Linked DNA regions of Homo sapiens: region 1 is linked to region 2. A link is a loop called in an ENCODE intact Hi-C map of the cell type or tissue named here. Cell type or tissue: endothelial cell of umbilical vein. All regions are shown on one strand. Links, peaks and the distances in the headings refer to the core of each region. The heading gives the core; the rest is flanking DNA.

What was found. Hi-C counts contacts between places; a loop is a spot of excess contacts. Peaks named below come from ENCODE experiments on the same cell type or tissue, not always from the same donor. Only the 100,000 strongest peaks of a DNase experiment are listed, where the experiment ranks them.
Region 1: it touches region 2 in a loop (7-fold over the local background); 2 of 110 quality-filtered maps call a loop at or near these places.

The regions. Positions count from the first base shown.
Region 1 is chr1:220,988,433-220,993,822 of GRCh38, reverse strand. No RefSeq gene overlaps it. Among named protein-coding and RNA genes, the nearest start is that of HLX-AS1, 110 kb to the right of the region's middle. In endothelial cell of umbilical vein, for the core only: a CTCF peak has its summit at 3,265; DNase peaks (open chromatin) are centred at 2,702 and 3,192; H3K27ac peaks cover 304 bases.
Region 2 is chr1:221,438,113-221,443,502 of GRCh38, reverse strand. All of the region lies in intron 3 of LOC105372932 (a long non-coding RNA gene), which reads right to left. Among named protein-coding and RNA genes, the nearest start is that of LINC02817, 100 kb to the right of the region's middle. RefSeq lists an enhancer at 2,600-3,799. In endothelial cell of umbilical vein, for the core only: no CTCF peak of the experiment used is centred there; DNase peaks (open chromatin) are centred at 3,252 and 3,932; H3K27ac peaks cover 2,721 bases.

The DNA of each region.
Region 1 (5,390 bases), core at 195-5,194, 450 kb after region 2:
CTTGCACTCCAGCCTGGGGTGCAACAGAGTGAGACCTTGTCAAGGAAGGGGAAAGGAAGAAGAGGAGGGGAGGGGAGGGGAGGGAAGGGAAGAAGAGGAGGGGAGGGGAGGGGAGGGAAGGGAAGGGAAGGGAAGGGAGAAGGAAGGAAATAATGAAGATCTAACAATGTTTTTGAAAGAGAAAGGTGAAATAACATATGTGAAAGTGTTTTCAAAAACAGTAAAACTATAAAATGTAAAAAACTTATTATTTTATGGCTGTCTCTATTTTCTTGCCAGTAAAATGATATTAAATAGTACTCACCTTATAGAATTATTGTAAAGGCTAAATGAAATAAAACAGCAAAGGTGCTTAGCTTCATACTTACATAAGTGCCCAAAAATGTCAGCAAGCAACAGAAGCAGCATTTCCAAATCCCATGTGGTAAGTAAGGCACCTCTGGTCATCCCCATTTTATAGCTCAGAAAACCGAGGCTGTGGGAGGTCAAGGAGACTCAGACTAAACTTCAGCCTTTTATGACTCACTAGAGCATGTTTACATCCCTATGGCAGGCTGGTAGCAGAAACTCAGGGGTTGGTGGGTAGTGTTCGCAGGTTTTCCTATTTTTGAAAGGGTAAGTGGGAAGCAGCAAGCTCTGGTTCCTCAGGACACGTAGCTAAGGATCCACATGAGACACCACTTGCCCTCTCAGGGTTGCCTCATCAGCACCTGCAGCTCGATCACGTATTCATGCAAAATGCAAAATTAAAGAAATGAGGAGAACAGGATGGAGGGAGACAATCTTTGCTTTTACTTTAAATCTTCATTTGTAAACAGCTAAAGAAACAAAGGCAAAAAACAGTGATGAGTTTATCTACAAACACTAAAGCTCTAGACCTTTAGTAAAGAAAAACAAGGTAAGTCAAACTTCTGAAACCTTCAAATGATCTCGTAGTTTAGGTTTACCAAGGAGCTGGTCCCGGCATGTGGATGGTGGAAGAGGGGCAGAAAAAGCCAAAAGACTCCAACCAGTTCTCTGCACGTGATCTGACAGCAGGTTTGAGAGCTGCTTCTGGTAGGAAGAACAAAAGGCTCCCCAGGAAAGCCTCTTCCCAACCAGCTTTAGTTTGTCCAAAAAGAAGAAGGGAAAAAATAACTCAAGTCTTCAGCCAAGAACACCAGTAGGGGAATTAAAGAGCTGGGCACACAATAATTTTCAGTAACGTCAGAGGAGATTTAAATAGCAAACATCAGCAGAAAAGAATGGGGAAACCTCCAGTGCACTGACTTCATTGATACCCCATTTATCAGCAATTACTGACTCCATTAAAGGCCGAGTTTACAGCAGAAAGAGAAGCAGAGCCTAAAATATGTCCCAGCAGATGGACGGAGAGTGTCGGTGATGCCGTATTTCAAAGGCATCTGCAACGTTGTTATCATTGAACGTGGAGTCAGAGAGGCAGCAGACAAACAGCGCCCCGAGAGCCAGCAAATGATTTACTTGACCCTGGATGGGTAAAACTGACAGCAAAAACCTCATTAATTCCTCAGGTCATTCTGGAAGACATTAATTTGGTTTGGACTCACGACGAGGGGAGATTTTCCAGACATACACCAGGAATTATGAAATCTCCATGGCCGGAGAAAGTATGTCCAAATCACTTTTTGCATAAATCATGCTGACTTTCTGAAGAAGGATAATATGCTTAATCAAGGGAGTTATGGAACTTCTTGTGCTTATTAGACAGAAAATATAACAGTATTTTATTTGGTTATCAGTTCTGGGAGAGAGATTTTTTTCCCCCCTCTTTAAGCTAAAGTCTTTTCCTGCCAGCGTGGAAGAGATCCTTTGCAAGAGCTGGAAGAACCTAGATGTGCAAATAATTTGTTCATGCAAAAATAGCTTTTCTTTTTTTTTTCCTCTATTTTCAAATGGACATCGACATTGTGTGTGCCTCTCTTCTGAGTCCCAGCAAAGGGGTCAGCCTTCTCACCTTATCTAGAACTTTCTCAATACTGAACACACCCCTATAAATATATGACTATAAATGATAGTGACTGGTGGTTTTACTTTGTATATTTTGATGGCTTGCGCCAAAACTAAGAAGTCTGGTATTGAGACAGTTTGGGTTGAATTACTAAGTGTATAATCCTAACCAGAACAACCTCTCTATTCTCTCTCCAAGTCTGTGCGAGTCTGTGCACAAGCACACATAAGGAGAACCAAAGTCCTCTGATCCTCAAAAATTACACAGGTCACTTCTAATCCTGTGTAATTTAATGACTCTTAATGACTTTTAAGCTCTACAGTTTTCCCGGAAAACCCTGCTTCTTTGTCTCAACGTTAACTTGGGAAGAAAAAGGCGTGAAATATTTTTGAGAAAAAAAAACTTGTTGATTAAATCCAGGACAAAGCAGTCAGTTGGCTTATTTACATCAGTGAATCACTTCATTTTAGGGACACTGACAGAAAGATTAAGTGATTCAAAATGGTCAGGAGAGAAAGAGAGGGAGATTGAGATTGAAATGCTGCTAGGCAATGAGCTTATACCTGAGTGTCCAATGCATAAGCCGCAAGCCCTCTTTTCCTGATGATATCTTCCCTTGTAAAAGTTACATTCATCATGTTTAAAGCAAGGTTATCTCTGGTTGAAGAAAACATGCATTAGTACATTTTACTCATTCAACACTGAACACTCCCTATCAACAACCGTCTGCTTAAAGGGGACAAAGAGAACAAGAATTAATCACAGGAAGAGACAACTTAAGGGAGTTGGGCTATAAAATGGAATTCATTAGTAAGCCATAAAGTATCACTGCCTTAACTAGCCTTCCTCTTACACTCTGCTTTCTCTGCCCTGGGGCTGCACTGGCTCATTCACCTAACAATCTAAAGTCATCCCCATCCCCTTTGTCACCCCCTTTTCTCTTCCCACTGGGGACAGAGAGAACAGAGAGCTTATCTCTGAGGTAAGTGCAGGATCACAAGGTCTCTGGTCCACAAACTTCAGCACAAATATCTAATTGGAGCTTAACCCTCACATTCAAGGTCTCTTCTCATCCCACCAGCATCTTAGAACTGCATAAGCTCATCTCATAGGAGACTGTCACATCTAAGACAGAAAAATGTCCTAGTTAAAAACACAGGTTCAGGATTTTTACAGTCATAGGCTCATCAATTCTGGCACATCTCAGCTGGGTGACCTTGAATGAGTCACTTAACCTCTCAGCCTGAGTTTCCTCAGCAGTTAAATGGAGATAATAGTAATACCCAGCAGAGGGGGAGAGTGAGAATAAAATGAGATAAAGAAACAATATTTCAGTTCCCTGATTACAGCATAAGCAATGCATCCCTGAACAGATGTTGCCCTGTTGTAATGATCTGTTCTTGCTTGTATCTTTTCAATAGTAAAAATAATATTCCTGCCTATGTCCTGTTATTTCAATTTGATTAAAAGTATATCTAAAGATATCCAACCTTATCACTATGAAAAACCACCAAACCACAGAGATAAACAATAATGGAGAAAAGAAGGAACAAAGAATATACAAAGCAACCAGAAAGCAATTAACAAAATCACAAGAGTAAGTCCTCACCTGTCAATAATAGCCTTGAATGTAAGAAGATTAAATTCTACAATTAAAAGACTTAGACCGGCTGAATGGATAATGAAAAAGACCCAACTATATGCTGCCTACAAGAGGTTTATAGCAATAAAACATCAGAAAAACGTTTTCCTACATCAGAAAAGTAGGAAGATTGCAAGTAAACAACCTAACAATGCACTTCAAGGAACTAGAAAAGCAAGAATAAACCAAATCTAAAATTAGAAGGAAACAAATAATAAAGATCAGAGCAAAAATAAATGAAATTGAGACCAAAAAATACAAAAGATTAGCAAAATTAAAAATTGGTTTTTTGAAAAGATAAACAAAATTGACAAGTCATTAACTAGACTGAGAAAAAAAGAGAAAATACCCAAATACAATCAGAAATGAAGAAAGAGGACATTACAACTGATAACACAGAAACTCAAGGGATCGTGAAAGTCTATCATGAACAACTATATGCCAACAAATTGGAAAACCTATTGGTTCTAACAAATTGGAAATGGATCGATTCCTGGACACTTACAACCTACCAAGCTTGAACCAAGAAGAAATATAAAACTTGAACAGACCAATAACAAGTAATGAGATTAAATCAATAATAAAAATTTTCAGCAAAGTAAGCTACAGGACCAGGTGGCCTCACTGCTGAATTCTACCAAATTTTAAAGCAAAACTAATACCAATTTTTCTCAAACTGTTCCAAAACATTGAAGGGAGGGAATTCTTTCAAATTCATTCTATGAGGCCAGCATTACCATGATACAAAAACCAGATAAGGACACAACAACAAAAAAAGAAAACTATAAGCCAATATCCCTGATGAACATAGATACAAAAATGCTCCACAAAATACTAACAAACAAAATCCAGTAGCACATCAAAAAGATTATACTTCAGGATCAAGTGGGATCTATCAGAAAGTCCTAGCTAGAGCAATCAGGCAAGATAAAAAAATAAAGCGCATCAAAATTGGAAAGGAGGAAGTGAAATTGTCCGTTTGCAGACAACATGATCTTATATAGAGAAAAACCTAAAGGCTACACCAAAAAACTCTTAGAAATGGTAAACAAATTCAGTAAAAGTACAGGATATAAAATCAACATACAAATGTCAGTAATGTTTCTATACATCAAGAACAAACAAACTGACAAATAAATCAAGAAGCAATCCCATTTATAAGAGCTACAAAAAAATAAAATAAAATATCTAGAAATAAATTTAGCCAGAGAAGTGAAAGATCTCTACAAGGAAAACTATTAAATACTGATGAAAAAATTGAAGAGAGCACAAAAAAATAGAGAGACATCTAATGCTCATAAACTGGAAGAACTGATATTGTTAACATTATCATACTACCCAGAGCAATCTATAGATTCAACATGATCTTTATCAAAATATCAATGGCATTCTTCACAGAAAAAAACAATCCTAAAATTTGTATAGAACCACAGATGACCCCAACTATTCAAAGCAATTCTGAACAACAAAACAGTACTAGAGACAGCACACTGCCTGATTTTAAAATATACTACAAAGCAGAATATTTACAAAACAGTATGGTAAACAAAATAGCATGGTACTGGTTTAAAAACAGACACATAGACTAATGGAACATTATAGAGAACCCAGATATAAATCCTCATATTTACAGCCAACTGATTTTCAACAAAGATTTCAAAAACACTCACTGGAGAAAGGACAGTCTTCAATAAATGGAGCTGGAAAAATTTGATATTCATATGCAGAAGAATGAAACTAGACCCCTATCTCTCACCATTACAAAAATCAACTCAAATG
Region 2 (5,390 bases), core at 244-5,243:
CAAAGTGAGTAGGTCCTTGGAGAATAGTGTAAAGAGGGGTAACAGAACAGAAAAGGTTAAGTGAACAAAAATGTCCAGAAGTCAAACGCAACCTTAAGCTGTCAGTTTGTAATCTCTCATTTAAAACCATCATAATTTCTTCAGTCATAGACTACCGCTGTTAAAAATATAATGTGGGCTGAGAGCGGTAGTTCACTCCTGTGATCCCAGCACTCTGGGAGGCAAAGGCAGGTGGATCACGAGGTCAAGAGATCCAGACCCTGGCCAACATGGTGAAACCTCGTCTCTACCAAAAATAAAAAAATTAGCTGGCCGCAGTGGCACGTGCCCGTAGTCCCAGCTACTCGGGAGGCTGAGGCAGGAGAATCGCTTGAACCCGGGAGGCGGAGGTTACAGTGAGCCGAGATCGTGCCACTGCACTTCAGTTTGGTGACAGAGCGAGACTGCATCTCAAAAAAAAAAAAAAATGTAATGTGTGTTCTTTCAGTTCTTTACCTATACACATAATAGTATGTTCATATATGTTTAACTTTGTAACAGAAATGATAACCTAATGAACATTTTTTCCTAGGTTAGTTTATTTAATATACCATGAGCATTGTTTCATAAACACACTATTTTAATGGCTGCACAATTCTTTTTAACACACGCCTTTATTCAATGATTTCCTCTTTGGGGACATTATGTTGCTCTCTTCCAAATGTGCCTAAATGTCCAAATAAACATCTGAAAGTCTTTGAGGTAACCTGGTTCCAAAATGGTTATTCCTATAGCTTTTCACTTAGATCTGTGTGGACCCTTGAAAGCTGGGTGGTCTCTTAGAGGCAGAAGGTTCCCAGAACCTGAGGTGCTGTCTGGTCTGGGATTTATGAAATCAGCGTCTTGCTGTTTGTTAACACACAAAGTGTGTGCTGATGGAAGGATGCCACATCACATTTATGTTTTGTCACCAAACATGTAGTGTTTGATTAAAAAATTGGGAATTGATCAAGCATGGAAAACATTAACTTACATTTTACCTGAAGTTTTCTTGATATAACTTTGAATTTTATTTAAAGTAGAATAAAAATGTTCCCATAGCAAAGTACCGTCACTTCAAATAAACCTTTTCCTTTCCACTTTCTCAGCAGAACCACTGCAGCAATTGCCAGCTATTTGGTGAGTCCCTTCTCTCTCTGCTCCTAATCTGCTCCTCATTGTTCTGAAAACAGTTCCATGACCATGTCACTCTTTTGTTCACTGACCATCAATGGTTCCTCACTGTTCACAGAATAAAGCTCCATTTTATAGATAGGCATTCAAGGCATTTCACTTGAGGCTCTAAACTGCTTTTGCCACCTCATTTTCCATGTTCTCCTTCATAAATTGTTTGCTATAGTCAAACTGACTAATACGAAAAACTATCTTTAACCTCCGCCTGCATGTATTAAGTGGATTTTCTTAAATACCTACAACAACCCTGAAAAGTGCAATTGTTATTTTTAGTCTGTATATGAAGAACCAGTGCATAAGGGAAAGAGGTAGGATTTGAACCCTGAGTTTTTCCACTATGCCCATTTTTTTCCATTTTTTATTGTGGTAAAATACACATAAAATTTACAGTTTTTACCATTTTAAGTGTACAGTTTAGTGTTACTAAATACATTCATAATGCACATCCATCACCCCATCCATGTCCATAAATTTTTGTCCTGTAAAACTAAAATTCTATACCCATTAAACAATGACTCCTCTTTCTCTCCTCCCCTACAGCCCCTGAAAAACACCATTCTATATTCTGTTTCTATGACTGTGATTTCTCAACTATATCATGTAAGTGGAATCATGCAGTATTTTCTTTTGATGAGTAGCTCATTTCATTAGCATCCTGTCCTCAAGGCTTATCCATGTTGTAGTGTATGGCAGGATTTTCTTCCTTTTTAAGGCTATTTTGTTTATCCTTTCGTCCACTGATGGACATTTGGGTTGCTTCCTTGTTTTGGCTATTATGAATATGGCTGCTATGAACATGGATGAAGTAAATATCTCTTTGAAACCCTGCTTTTGGTTATAGACCCAGAAGTTCCCACTAAGCCCTTTTGCTTTGGATTCCCTACGCAGAGCCCTCTAATTGGACTTTTACTTTCCTGCCTTTGAGCTTTTCCTTTTACTGCGCAGCCTACCTGGCCTGTCCTATTTTGGTTCCCTGCCTATTGAAGTCCTGTTTATTCTGCAAGGCTCTTCTATTTGTACCTAGCCCAATGCCTTTCACACAGTAGGTGCTCAATAACTAATATATAGTTAGATATATCTTTGCCATATCTGTGCTAAAACAACATAAAAAGGTAGGAGGCAGAAATGATGTCTTATTATCCCTTATGGCCTGCACACAGTAAACAGTTTAGGAAAAGTTTATTAAATAAATAAAGTCCCCATGCCCCCTGGAACAAAAGGTATGCAGGGCAGTGTATTTCATGGGCTGTCCAAGACCTCATGTCAGAAACGTATGTTTAGGCAGCAAGAACACACAAGAGGCAAGAGAGTAAGAAAGTACGCTGGAAAATTTTGCTAGCTGGGTCAATTCCAATTTGGCAAAAACAAGCCTTCTGCTTTTTCTCCAGGGTTCTTTCTCCCAGCATCACTTATTAATGCTAATTAGTCAAGGGTGTGCCATGATGCAGAACACTTGTGACCCATAAGGATTAGAGAGAGACTGTCATTTCTCAAATGACCCACGAGAGGCAGCCAGAGGCAGTGACGGGGAAGGAGAGGAGGGGAAGAGGAACTTCTCTGCAAAGAATCGCACTAAAGTAAGTGCAAGTAAAAATAAATCCACATATAAAACAACTGTACAAATGTTAGCAGTATTTTCACAGCTGGGTTTCTTTGCCTAAAATACTTAGCACTTACTTTAGAAAACTCACTTCTAAACATAAATGGTCTGACTGATCACAGAAGCTGAACCCTGATACAACTCTGACTTTGAACTTGACTTCTGCCCAGATGGGAATAAAAATAATGACTTCTTCTAAGTAAGAACCTTAATTGCCATGAATTCACACCAGACTGTGGTGGGTGACCTTTACCTCACATATGAGGAAATTAAGGTAGGGCTTGGTTTAGGAAGCTAGATTCATAACAGTCAGCATATTTATATCCAGATTAGGCAGGACTCTGGATTTAAAACACTTTCCCTTGGAAAACACCGACTCTGTCTGTTTCCATGGCACTAAAAACACCCCACTTGAATAACTGCCCAGTTACTTATCATAGCAGGATTAGTGGTCTTCTCAAGGCATCTGCATTCACATTCCTGGTATTTATTTCCTGTAGATATTGGTTTCAAAGACTGATGCCACAGGACATGAATAATCACGGTGACTCACTTTTAGGGACTTTCCCCTGGGGAGTGCCACCTACAGAGCCTCAGAATGAAGTGGGCACATATTAATTAAAATATGTTTCATCTCCAAATGACTATGACAGAAGCTATACTGATGAATATGACAACTAAATACAAAATAATACCGCAATGACTAGCAATGATTCAAATATTGTGCTCATGATGTTATCTTTCATCCATTTATTTAATAAATGGATTTATATAATGAGTGACGGGACTTCTATGTGTCAGAGTGCTGGTTAGGACAGGCCATGTTTCAATAAATTTACAACCCAGCAGGCACTGTTCCTATCAACTAATGAGATTTTTAAATTTAATATTTTTTGGTCAAAGCAAGGGAGTCTTCAAAATTACCAAAAAATATATTTGGTAAGGAAACAGTAAACAGAACCAATTATTCCTTCTTGGTTGAGTTAAGAAAACACGCTTTGTGCTTACACTTCCCATAGTGATCAGGGATTTCTCACCCCTTGAATTTCTGTAGCATAAATTGTTGACGTCTCTTCACTTCCCTGTCTCATTTCCTTGCCCAGGTGGTGAGCCCTGTGCATGAGCCTCTGCCTGACTCATCTTTGTATCTGCAATGCCTCACACATGCCTCATATCTCCCCGCCAGGCAAGCAGTGTTAGTGAAAACAGGATGTCATCAGTTCAGTAAAGAAGAGATTGACAACAAACTGTGAATAGAAAAGTCAAATAGGAATGCATTGGCCTTTAAAAAAATTATTTTCCAAATTATCCTATAGTAAAGTTGACTTTTTTCTTTGATGTACAGCTCTATGGATTTCCACATATGTATAGATTTGTGTAACCACCACAAAGAGGATACGAAACAGTGCCATAACCCCCCAAAGCTTCCCCATGCTGTCCCTTTATATTCACCCCTCCCTCCACCATAATCCCTGGCAATCACTAATCTCTTCTCCACCATTGTGCTTTTGTCTTTTGAAACTGGCATCTCTTACTCAGCACAGAGTTATCTAAGTTGTTCTTTTTTATGACTGAATAGTGTTCCATCATATGTGGTATCACAGTTTATTTACCCTTTCACTCATTGAGGGACATTCAAGTTATTTTCAGTTTGAAGCTACTGTGTAAAAAAAAAAAAAAAAAAAAAAAAAAAGCTACTCTGAAGTTTTGTTTATCAGTTTCATGTGAACATACATTTTCATTTTCCTGGGGTAAATACTCAGGATCGGCCTTGTGGAGTTATAGCGTAGATGTATGTTTCACTTTATAAGGAAACTGCCAAGCTATTATCCAGAGTTGCTGTAGCATTTTCCAATTCCAGCCATCATGTATGTGAATTCTACTTACTCAGCATCCTTGTCAACACTCTGTGTTGTCAGTATTTATTTTGGACATTCTTTTTTTTTGACGGAGTCTCTCTGTTGCCCAGGCTGGAGTGCAGTGGTGCGATCTTGGCTCACTGCAACCTCTGCCTCCCGCGTTCAAGCAATTCTCCTGCCTTAGCCTCCAGAGTAGCTGGGATTACAGGCGTGCGCCACCACGCCCAGCTATTTTTTTTTCTTTTTCTATTTTTAGTAGAGATAGGGTTTCACCTTCTTGGCCAGGCTGGTTTTGAACTCCTGACATCAGCTGATCCACCTGCCTCGGCCTCCCAAAGTGCTGGGATTACAGGTGTGAGCCACCACGCCTGCCCTTATTTTGGACATTCTGATAGGTGTGTGGTTGTAGCTCACTGTTGTTTAAATTCACATTACCTTAATGGCTTGTGGTATTAAACATCTTTTCTCGTACTTTATACAGCAGTCCCCTCTTATCCAAGGTTTTTCTTTTTGCAGTTTCAGTTACCAGCAGTCAACTGTGTCCTGAAAATATTAAATAGAAAATTCCAGAAACAAACAATTCGTAAGTTTTAAACTGCACACTGTTCTGAGCAGTGTGATGAAATCTTGCGCAGCCCTGCTCCGTGGGACATGAATCCCCTCTGTCCAGTGTATTCATGCTGTATAGGCTACTTGCCTGTTAGTCACTGAGTAGGCAT